2 separate regions of the Homo sapiens genome follow, and region 2 is linked to region 1. Evidence: chromatin contacts called from ENCODE POLR2A ChIA-PET data. All regions are on one chromosome and are shown on one strand. The core of a region is the stretch at or near the end of the contact, and the rest is flanking DNA. Distances in the headings are between cores, read along the strand shown. Region 1 overlaps NFIB (nuclear factor I B). Region 2 has its middle 55 kb from the start of NFIB-AS1.

The links. ChIA-PET counts read pairs that join two places held with the same protein, here RNA polymerase II (POLR2A).
Region 2: POLR2A ChIA-PET joins it to region 1 with 11 read pairs in OCI-LY7. The contact joins two enhancer-like sites. POLR2A ChIA-PET finds 5 or more read pairs at or near these places in 2 of 52 experiments (AG04450 and OCI-LY7).

What each region holds. Positions count from the first base shown.
Region 1 is chr9:14,294,394-14,299,190 of GRCh38, forward strand. All of the region lies in intron 2 of NFIB (nuclear factor I B), which reads right to left. Among named protein-coding and RNA genes, the nearest start is that of NFIB, 17 kb to the right of the region's middle. Within about 2 kb of position 2,283, at least 8 of the 41 ENCODE cell types and tissues checked have a DNase peak (open chromatin) inside an H3K27ac peak, as active enhancers do.
Region 2 is chr9:14,370,092-14,374,888 of GRCh38, forward strand. It overlaps a transcript of NFIB not described here. Among named protein-coding and RNA genes, the nearest start is that of NFIB-AS1, 55 kb to the left of the region's middle. Within about 2 kb of position 2,845, at least 9 of the 41 ENCODE cell types and tissues checked have a DNase peak (open chromatin) inside an H3K27ac peak, as active enhancers do.

The DNA.
Region 1 (4,797 bases), core at 1,033-3,532:
TCAACTTTAAATCATAAGTGTAAGCAAAGCTTTTCAAATACATTAGAAAGACATCATATCAAATCTTTCTGCCATCAACAGCAATCCCAGTTTACATATGTTTAAAAACTGTGGCTGCACTTTGTTTCATGTATATGATTTTCGAGTTTTGTGTATCCCATGAACAGAACTGCTACTAAACACCAGTGTGTTATCAAAAAGAAAAGGAATGCCACAGATTATTAAAAATTATGTGCCAGAATCCAAACAAGCTAATCAATGTACTGATCCTGCTTTCCGTACACCCTAGTTACCCTTTAACTAATGGACAAACAGTGAAATAACTTTTCCTATTAACTCCTGGCTAGAACCCCTAGGTACGTGATACACTTATTATAAAGTGCTCCATATAAGAATATGATGCCTTTTTACCCTACGTCAATGTGACACGTGATTTAAATTTTCCTAGTAGGGATTGTGGATATGAGCTAATCTCTCCACTTTCCAAACCTCCTGTGCAAAGTGAGGGGTGCAGTTCAGTGGCCGTAGGGAAACAAGCACCGAAACTAGTTCCTCCAAGGACCTCCATGGACACAACCAACCAGAGCTACTGAAGTCAAACACGGTGATCCCAAATCACAGTTTCGTAAGAAGTAAATGTTGTAACCATTCTCCACTTGGCTTCCAGTTGTTCTTAGCAAAAGTGAAGTCAATTTCAGTAATAAATGTTAACTTATTTCCTACGGAGCTCATTTAATTATTTAATTTTCTTAACACGATAGAAAAGGAGGAATGGGAAAGAGTGACTTAAAGGAGAAAAATTAAATGGCAATAAAATCAAAACAATTCATGCAACTGATTAAACGGTTTGAGGTTTTGACTCAACTAAGGGTCATTTTTAAATATGATACTTTCGGACTTTAAAAAGAGTCTGAAAACCAGCAGCATGCTTTTTTAAGGACAATCCAGTTGGCCGGGCGCGGTGGCTCATGCCTGTAATCCCAGCACTTTGGGAGGCCCAAGGCGGGCAGATCACGAGGTCAGGAGATGGAGATCATCCTGGCTAACACTGTGAAACCCCGTCTCTACTAAACATACAAAAAAAAAACTCAGCCGGGCGTGGGGAAGGGCGCCTGTAGTCCCAGCTACTCGGCAAGCTGAGGCAGGAGAATGGCGTGAACCCGGGAGGCGGAGCTTACAGTGAGCCGAGATTGCGCCACTGCACTCCAGCCTGGGCTACCCAGCCAGACTCCTTCTCAAAAAACAAACAAACAAACAAACAAACAAACAAAGCACTATCCCATCTAGCCACATCATCATCACTTCTGCCGAAACAAATCTAAAACGTAAGTGTAGTTCTCCCAAATGGTGGCAATTTAATTTTTTTGTACATGACAGTTTTACACTTTTATTGGAGTGCAGTGAATTACGAGTACTTGATAGGACACCCTTTACCCACACCAAAATTGAGTTATTTATTCAGAGAGCCACTAATAAAATTATTTGATTCCTTCCCTTCAAATATACCTAGATTGATCAATAAATTTAGTCTCTGGTAAATCTGAGACAAAAAGGCTTCTAAAACCATACAATCATTCTAATTTAAATGGGTTTTAAAACTACACACAACTAGCTAACTTCATGTGCCTACACAAAGAGTTTTCACTAACAAATATTCACGCGCACTACAGTGAGCAGGACTTCGATTTCCTCTTTGGTATGTCTTGTTACCTGAGATAAATATGAACTAAATGATGACCCTCTGCTTCATATCCAGTCATTCCTTTTTTTCACTACTGGATAGTCTCCCTGGCAGTCTACATTATGCTATTTTCCTTCATATATAGTAGTAATTGCTATTATTAACATTATTGCTTTTACTTACATGAATTATTTCATTTAATCCTAAAGCAACACAGTGAAGTAGGCATTTTAATCCTCGATTTACAGAACAGAAAAGCAAAGCACATGGAGCTGAAGTGACTTGACCAAGGTCACAAAGCAGATAAATGGCAGAGCCAAGACTAGAACCCCAAATGTCAAATTCTATGCACATGATTTTTGTTACAAAATGAATGTTTGGGTCTTCCCCAAATTCCTACGTTGAAATCCTAACCCCCAATCTGATGGTATTAGGAGGTGGGGCCTTTGGGAGATAATTAGGTCATGAGATTGGAGCTTTCATAAACAGGATTAGTGCCCTTATAAAAGAGATCCCAGAGAGCTCTCACTCTTTTGCTGCATGTACGGAAACAAGGAGAAGTTGGCACTCTGCCACCCGGAAGAGAGCCCTCGCTGGAACTTGACTATGCTGGCACTCTGCTCCTGGGCTTCCAGCCTCCAGAACTGGGAGAAATAAGCTTTAGTGTCTGTAAGTCACACAGTTTATGTTATTTTGTTATAGTAGCCTGAACTAAGACATTTTCTGTGCTCTACAAAAATGGAAAAGGCAGAAGGGGGATATGCTGAACGTCTTAAGCAATTCAAAATTCAAAGGATGACAGAATACTTTAATTTGCACATTATTTACTCTTCAGTCTAAGAATAAGCCATCTTTCTTAAGTAATTCCTGCAAGATCTAAGCCCCGCCTTTCTCTTTTTCTTCTAACTTCACTTCTTCAACTCCCTACAACACGTGTGTGCATGCGCACACCCCCTGCTCCCTGCCCACACACACACCCAAGTTGGATAACACACAAGTTGGACTAGAAACTTTAACTCAACAGGTGAGATCACCTTAAAATTCTTTCGATGTAGGAACTGAGGTAGACGTCTGGAGAAAACTAAAGAGATTTTTAAATCCTCTGGGCTGGCTGCTGTTCTCATATCACAGTCTCACTGTCATCTGACCCCTTAGCCCACCAACCACATCTAAAGCCAACTCCACATTGGCGCTGCCCCTGAGGATGCTAATGAACCGGCAGAAAGGCAAAAGAGATATTTTCTATTCTAGACTAGTTTTTACAGGAGAAGAGAGAAAAACTGAGGCCATGGACTAAAATGAGATTCAGAGCACTTCATTCAACCTTCCTCCTTTGACCCCTATGATTCTGGATTATCAACATGATTCATTCTGAAAAGCATTTAAATTCCTTGATCTTGTGAACATTCCTGGGGGAAAAACAGTTTAAAACACAACAGTAACAAACAAACAAACAAACCAGAAAGAAAAGAAAGCCTCTCACCTGCTATTTTCAGATATTTTCTAGATGGGAATGCAGAAATCTACTGCTTTTTTCCCAGGTTCTAGCGCCTGTAGCACATTGTCTCTCATCTGTCAGTGTATCTACACACATGTATAAACAGTACGCAACACGCAAGTAAGGAAATGTACATTTTAACTTAAACTTCCTTTTTTCCTCTAATAATTTAAAAATAAAATGTAACAGCTTGGATTTTAAATATTTAATCTGGCAAATATAGGAAAATCATGAACTATAATGTCATATTTGGCAAAGAAGAGTTTGGTAGGATAAAAATATCTGTGTTTTAACATTTTAGAAGGCTTTTCCAGTATTTTAAAAATAAAATTATTTCACTGCTTCAGAAGAGAAGAACGGAGGTAAAATTCGCTATTTTTGCACATGAGGTTTTCATGAAGAGTAGAAAAAAAACAATTTTTATATTCATTAAAATAAATAGTTATTTTTACATGCTGGCAAAAGTCCCCACAGAAATAAAATCTTCATATTTACTAATGGTTCTCTACTATGTCATGAAATTTAGCTATTTAAGTCACAAAAGATAGGATTCCCTTAAAACTATAACATAAGATGGTATATATAAAGTTACAACATTAACTCATTTGTAAAGAAAAAAATGTTGGTTTTACCCTACATGTTTAGTATACAGATTTTTTCAGTACTAGTCAAAGATTTATAGTGTTAAGTTCAAAAGTCAGTTGTTTTCACATCGGTAACCAACAGCATAACTAAATTTCCCACTTTTACCTCATATTATGACAATAAAATATTTTTATCGTAGCAGCTGAAAATGCTGAAAAGTAATTATTAAAGAAACCATAAATATAAAAAGCTGAAAAGTCAACCTCAGACGAGTGTGGAAAAGGAAATTGTGATATGTACCATCATAAAACAGAGAAACTGAAAATCTAAGCAGAAAAGATCTAAATCCCTCCAAATGCCAGAATACTATGCCCCACCTCTTGTAGCAAGGAGGGCTGCAAATTTGTCCCCATCACTGTCAGCAAACAAAAGAAAGTCACTTCTACAGCCAGACCATGTCAAACAGAAGACGTAGCTACTGCAGACGGACGCCTTGAATCCACTGGTGTGTAAAGGGCGGGCTTGGGCCTTTTTGTCAGCTATTACCATTAAAGAATAAGAGGAAACAGTGACATTATTACACAATAGAAAGGTCAAACAGCTTGCAGCCATTCCATGACCCAAACAAGTCAAGGTCAAGGGATTCAGGTAGCAACTTAGCCAGGGCGTAAGTTACAGCGCAAATGAATTGTTTTAACACATCAGCTTTGGTCAATTAAACCTAACAAGGCAAGTTGCATCAGGTAGCAGGGTTCCTGACACCAAGGCCAGAAGCTGAGACCGACCTCATAAAACAAGGCTTTTAACATAGCATAGCAAATTTAAGGTAATCCAACCAGAAACTGCAGATGTCAGAATAATAAAATACAAGTTGTCCTACGAAGGAACATTTTTTACACTTCAGAATTCACTAATAGAGGGGTATAGACTTCATATTGACGTGTCATTAGCATAGGCATAAATGTAATCCACCACTCACATGAATTACAGAATATACCCTACTTCAAATAACTTTTTCCTAATATCTGTGCTC
Region 2 (4,797 bases), core at 1,595-4,094, 76 kb after region 1:
TTACGACTTTGTGCCTCCCTTCAAGCAGCTTTCTCTGCCTAGAATAACCTTCACCTCCTTACTGGCTCATTCCTGAAAGCCTAGCTCAATATCACATCCTGGGTGAAGCTTTTCCACTCTTACCCCCATCGGACTCAAGGACAATTAATGGCTCCCTCTTCGCATTTATCATAGCACTTCCAATATTTTTATCAAAGTTAGTTATTTGTATATTAATGGTCTATGGAGCCATAAGGTCAAGGACTACTTAATTCATTGATGTAACCCCAACCCCAACACAAGGGTAGTTAACTGTTTTTTTTAGTCAAGAAAAAATTGTACATTGGCTTTTTAAAAATTAAAGGAATAAGAGTGTAAATGATAAGAGGAAGCCAAATCACGTAGAAGGTGGGATAATAACAGATGTTTGAGAATGCTGGTCTAGCCCACAGTGTAAATATGTGTTAAATTTGTGAACATATCTACTTTATAAACACTTGACTTCACTGTAGGCACAACCTGGTTCCATAACAAAGGTAAGAAATAACCATGTAAAGAACAGATTCATCTCAGGATCACACGACACTGGAACTCCATAAAAATCAGATCCCTCCTAATAGTGAGGTTCCTTCAGACTTGGAGACTTTCTTACCCTGTTATGGGTCACCTTTGCCATAGGGCTTTTTTGACCCCTGCTCTTCTGGAAATGCTATCAATTTCTTTGTTTAAATGCTAATGTCCAGGCTGGGCACAGTGGCTCATGCCTGTAATTCCAGCAGTTTGGGAGGCCGAGGCGGGTGGATCACTTGAGGTCGGGAGTTCAAGACCAGCCTGGCCAACGTGGCGAAACCCCATCTCTACAAAAAATACAAAAATTAGCCGGGCATGATGGTGGGCACCTGTAATCCCAGCTATTCAGGAGGCTGAGGCAGGAGAATCACTTGAACCCAGGAAGCAGAGGTTGCAGTGAGCTGAGATTGTGCCACTGCACTCCAGCCTGGGTGATAGAGCGAGACCCTGTCTCAAAAAAACCAAACCAAAACAAAACAAACAAACAAACAAACAAACAAAAACACACACACACCAACTATATGTCCAACCTGCCAGAGGACCAACCTTTTCTTATAGCTATGCAAGGCCTCAGTCATCTCTGGAACTTTTCATATCTTTTCCATCATTATATGTTAGCTTTGGACATGAGGTTTTACTTTTATGTTGTAGGAGAAAACACTAGTATAAAGAACTGTAATACTAAAAATAATCTAAGTTCCTTCTTCTTAGGGTAGGCAGTCTAGAAATCCTTGTTGAAGCGTTTTCAGTGGTATTATAGGATTTGTTTTGAAGAAGGTCAGATCTCACTGGCTGGGGAGTCAGGGGCTATAGGATCTCATTCTGGTTCTGCCACTAGTTACTTGGGTGATCTCTGGGCAAGTCACTTAGACTTTAGTCCTCTCCTATGTCTCAGAAATAAAAAAGGTTGCAAATTGGGAACACCTAGGCTACATTTGGCCCACAGAAACACTTAGTTTGCCTGTAACAGTATTTAAATGAGTTGATAATTTAGTTGGGAAACTTTACATAAGAACATAGGTTTTTACTTTCCCTTGAGAAATCAGAAGATCTGGCCACAGGAGTGGCCATTCCTATTCATTTGGTAGTAGCTACCCCCTTTAACAGGGAAGGGGCTCTCCAGGGCTCCAGTGACTCCATCAATTCCTATTGCCCTTTTGGTTTGCCCTAAACAGAGACAAAATACCAACTGCTATTTGTCAATGTACTTGTTCTCAGCAATATTAAAAATATTTAACTACGAAGGAATGGGAACTGACTGATTGGAATGGACACTGACTTTTGTGCTAGAGCAGCTCCTGGATGCTCCCCACTCTGCTCCAATTGGTCATGGGGAGGTCCAAGAACTCTTGGAAGAGAAGCTGAGGATGAGCCTCACTCGGTGAGCTTAGAGCACCATCTCTACATGAGTTGGTAAGGACCATCCCAATCTCAGGTGCGCACCATCTGAATGTCAGCCCTGCCAAAACTGTTTTTTTTTTCAAAGTGGAGATAGATATTTCCATACCCATGGCTCTTATTGAAAACAAGAAAATGAAATAAAAATAGAAAAAAAAAGCAGAACGATTTTTCGTGCTCTGGCTTGCTTTGTTCATTTATGAACTGGCCTCTATAAACATCTGAGTTTGATTTCCTGGTACTAACCAACCTAAAACTCTCTTCCAGCTTAAGCATAAGGAGCCTCTAATTTTATCCATTTTATAAATGGAGTGAAAATTTTGCAAAACATGTTGAAGAGAGGGCATTATACAGAATTTATATAAGATCTAAACCACTGATCGAAATAATAAATCACCAATAAATTATCTCTGTTTTCTTATCAAGCTTTTCAATTTTAAAAGCACTTTGATGTTCTTTTTCTTTTTTTCATTTTTCATTTAGCTGTGGCTATTTTTCAAATGGAATTAATGACCAAAAGCTAGCCTTATTCTCTAATTACAGTAAGAGACACTAGACAGGAGTTGTTCCAGACACTGACCCATCTTGGCTCAGGGAGAGGCTCTGGGCGGTTTTACTGTGTGCTGGCTTAGTACCTGGGGCCAGGAAACATCTGTTATAACATGTGGTCCAGCGGGTGCCCTGCTTAATTATAAAATGGCATTGCAGTGTCCCTTTGAGTTGGCTGGCTGTAGCTTCTAATGCTATGCTATCAAGCAAAATGTAATTCTTGATGTCCTGTGAACTGAACCTCTAACTCAAGTGTTGAATCACTCAGAGAAGAATAAAAAAAGTTAAACCTTTGCCCTCAGGAAAAAGGTATAGGGAAAGACAAAACAAAGAAATGCTTTCTAACAGCAACTGAGAAGCTTAGATATGAGCAAGCATCCCTTATACAGGGAACGGTGGTGGGGGGTGGGGACTGATTCCAGAATGACTCACACTTCTAGAATGAGCTGTTTATATAGCGTTTCCTCCTCTTCATTCCAGGGATCCTGTTAGGAAGGTCAGGGACAATGACAATCAAGAAGCAAAGGGAACACTGGAGAAGGGTGGTGGGAATGCTTGGAACACCAAAAGATTCATTCACCTTGAATAAGAGGACAGATTTCTGTAAAGGGTTATGCAATCAGCTGTGGCCCAGGACCTAACAATTTATTGTTGGAACATGTACACCTGGGAATTCTTTTTACAGTGGTGTGAATCTCTTATTAGCATTTATGAGAACTTACCTTCCCAAATCCTCTTATATGCAGATGGGAGTATAGAGCCCATTGCCAGCAGTGTCTGCTTAGGAATATCTTTTGTCTTATAGCCTGTTGTAATCACTTCCAGACCAGTGGTATATTTATGATTTACATCATGTTACAGAGGAATAAGTCTTAAGGATTCTTTTCTCTAAATCTTTTTGAATTATTGTTTTAGACTCATTGCCAGGTTTTTTTTTAAAGGGGGAAGTTGATGAACTTTTAAATATGTCATTACATGCTCCAAAATGGCAACTCTTTGTTCTTTTACAGTTTCTTGTAGAAAGACATTTAAAGGGCTGTGTGTGTCCACATGAGTGTGTGTGTGTGTGTGTGTGTGTGTGTGTGTGTGTGGTGTTTAGAAACAGGTAGATAAAGAAAATGAGTGAAAAGGAACACCTGAAGTTCATATTTTGTGTTTTTGTTGGAATAAGATTTGGCAGGTTTGGGGGAATCTTATCTAACATTTGGGGAGAGTTTAGGAAGGGCAGATCCACATTCATTTTAATTATGTTTCAATCACCAGGGGCAGCAACTGAAGGGTTAAGCCCTAAAGCAAGGAAATATCTCTAAGTCAGAAAACAAAGGGAAACTTGCATATTTCTGAAGATGACATCGGATCAGCTTGTGGATTTCAAGCAATTATGCGATGTGATGATTCCCACTGAGTATGCGTTAGTTGGAATACTGTTCTTTTTATTTCTCCATGTCCTGGGGTTGTACACTGAAAGAGCCCTGTTCAACTTCGAATGTCAGGGTTTTGAAGGCAAAATTATAGTAAAATATGTTTTAAAACAGTGGGGCCTTATATGAGTGAATATAACATTTTCCAAGGCTTTCAAAAATCCTTTTGTTAAAAATACGGTTCTTATTTTGTTTCTTCTTTCCTTTCTTTCTTTTTAAATTATTTTCTTTTATTCAGGCTTTTGCCTCCCCTCCTTCCCAAAGAAAAGAAGAGAGAAGTTTCAAAGGATATCTATAACCCAGTCTACATTTAGGGCCTGGGGACACATAATGGAGTTATTTTAAATGGGACACCCCACATGGAAAATAAGTGAGAAAAGTTCATCTGTGTCTGTTACTTCAGTACCAGCAGCAATGGTGACAGTCATAGTATCTCAGTAAATGTCCCCTAGAGTCATCTTGTGAGAAAAATGATTATTAATTGAGGTTTCTGTGAGTTGAGAAATGGGTTGTTTACAAAGGAGAGAAACTTTTTTAGAGTACAAGCAGCTGAAGTCTCAGCTCAGGAGTTGCTCTAAAAGAAGAAATGTCTTTTAAAAATTGAATTAATTAAAAACAAAGCCAGGCACAGAGGCTCACGCCTGTAGTCCCAGCACTTTGTGAGGCTGAAGCGGGTGGATCACTTGCGGTCGGGAGTTCGAGACCAGCCTGGCCAACATGGTGAAACCCTGTCTCTACTAAAAATACAAAAATTACACAGCAATGGTGGCATGTGCTTGTAGATCCAGTTACTCAGGAAGCTGAGGCAGGAAAATCACTTGAATCAGGGAGGCAGAGGTTGCAGTGAGACAAGATTGCGCCACTGCACTCCAGCCTGGGC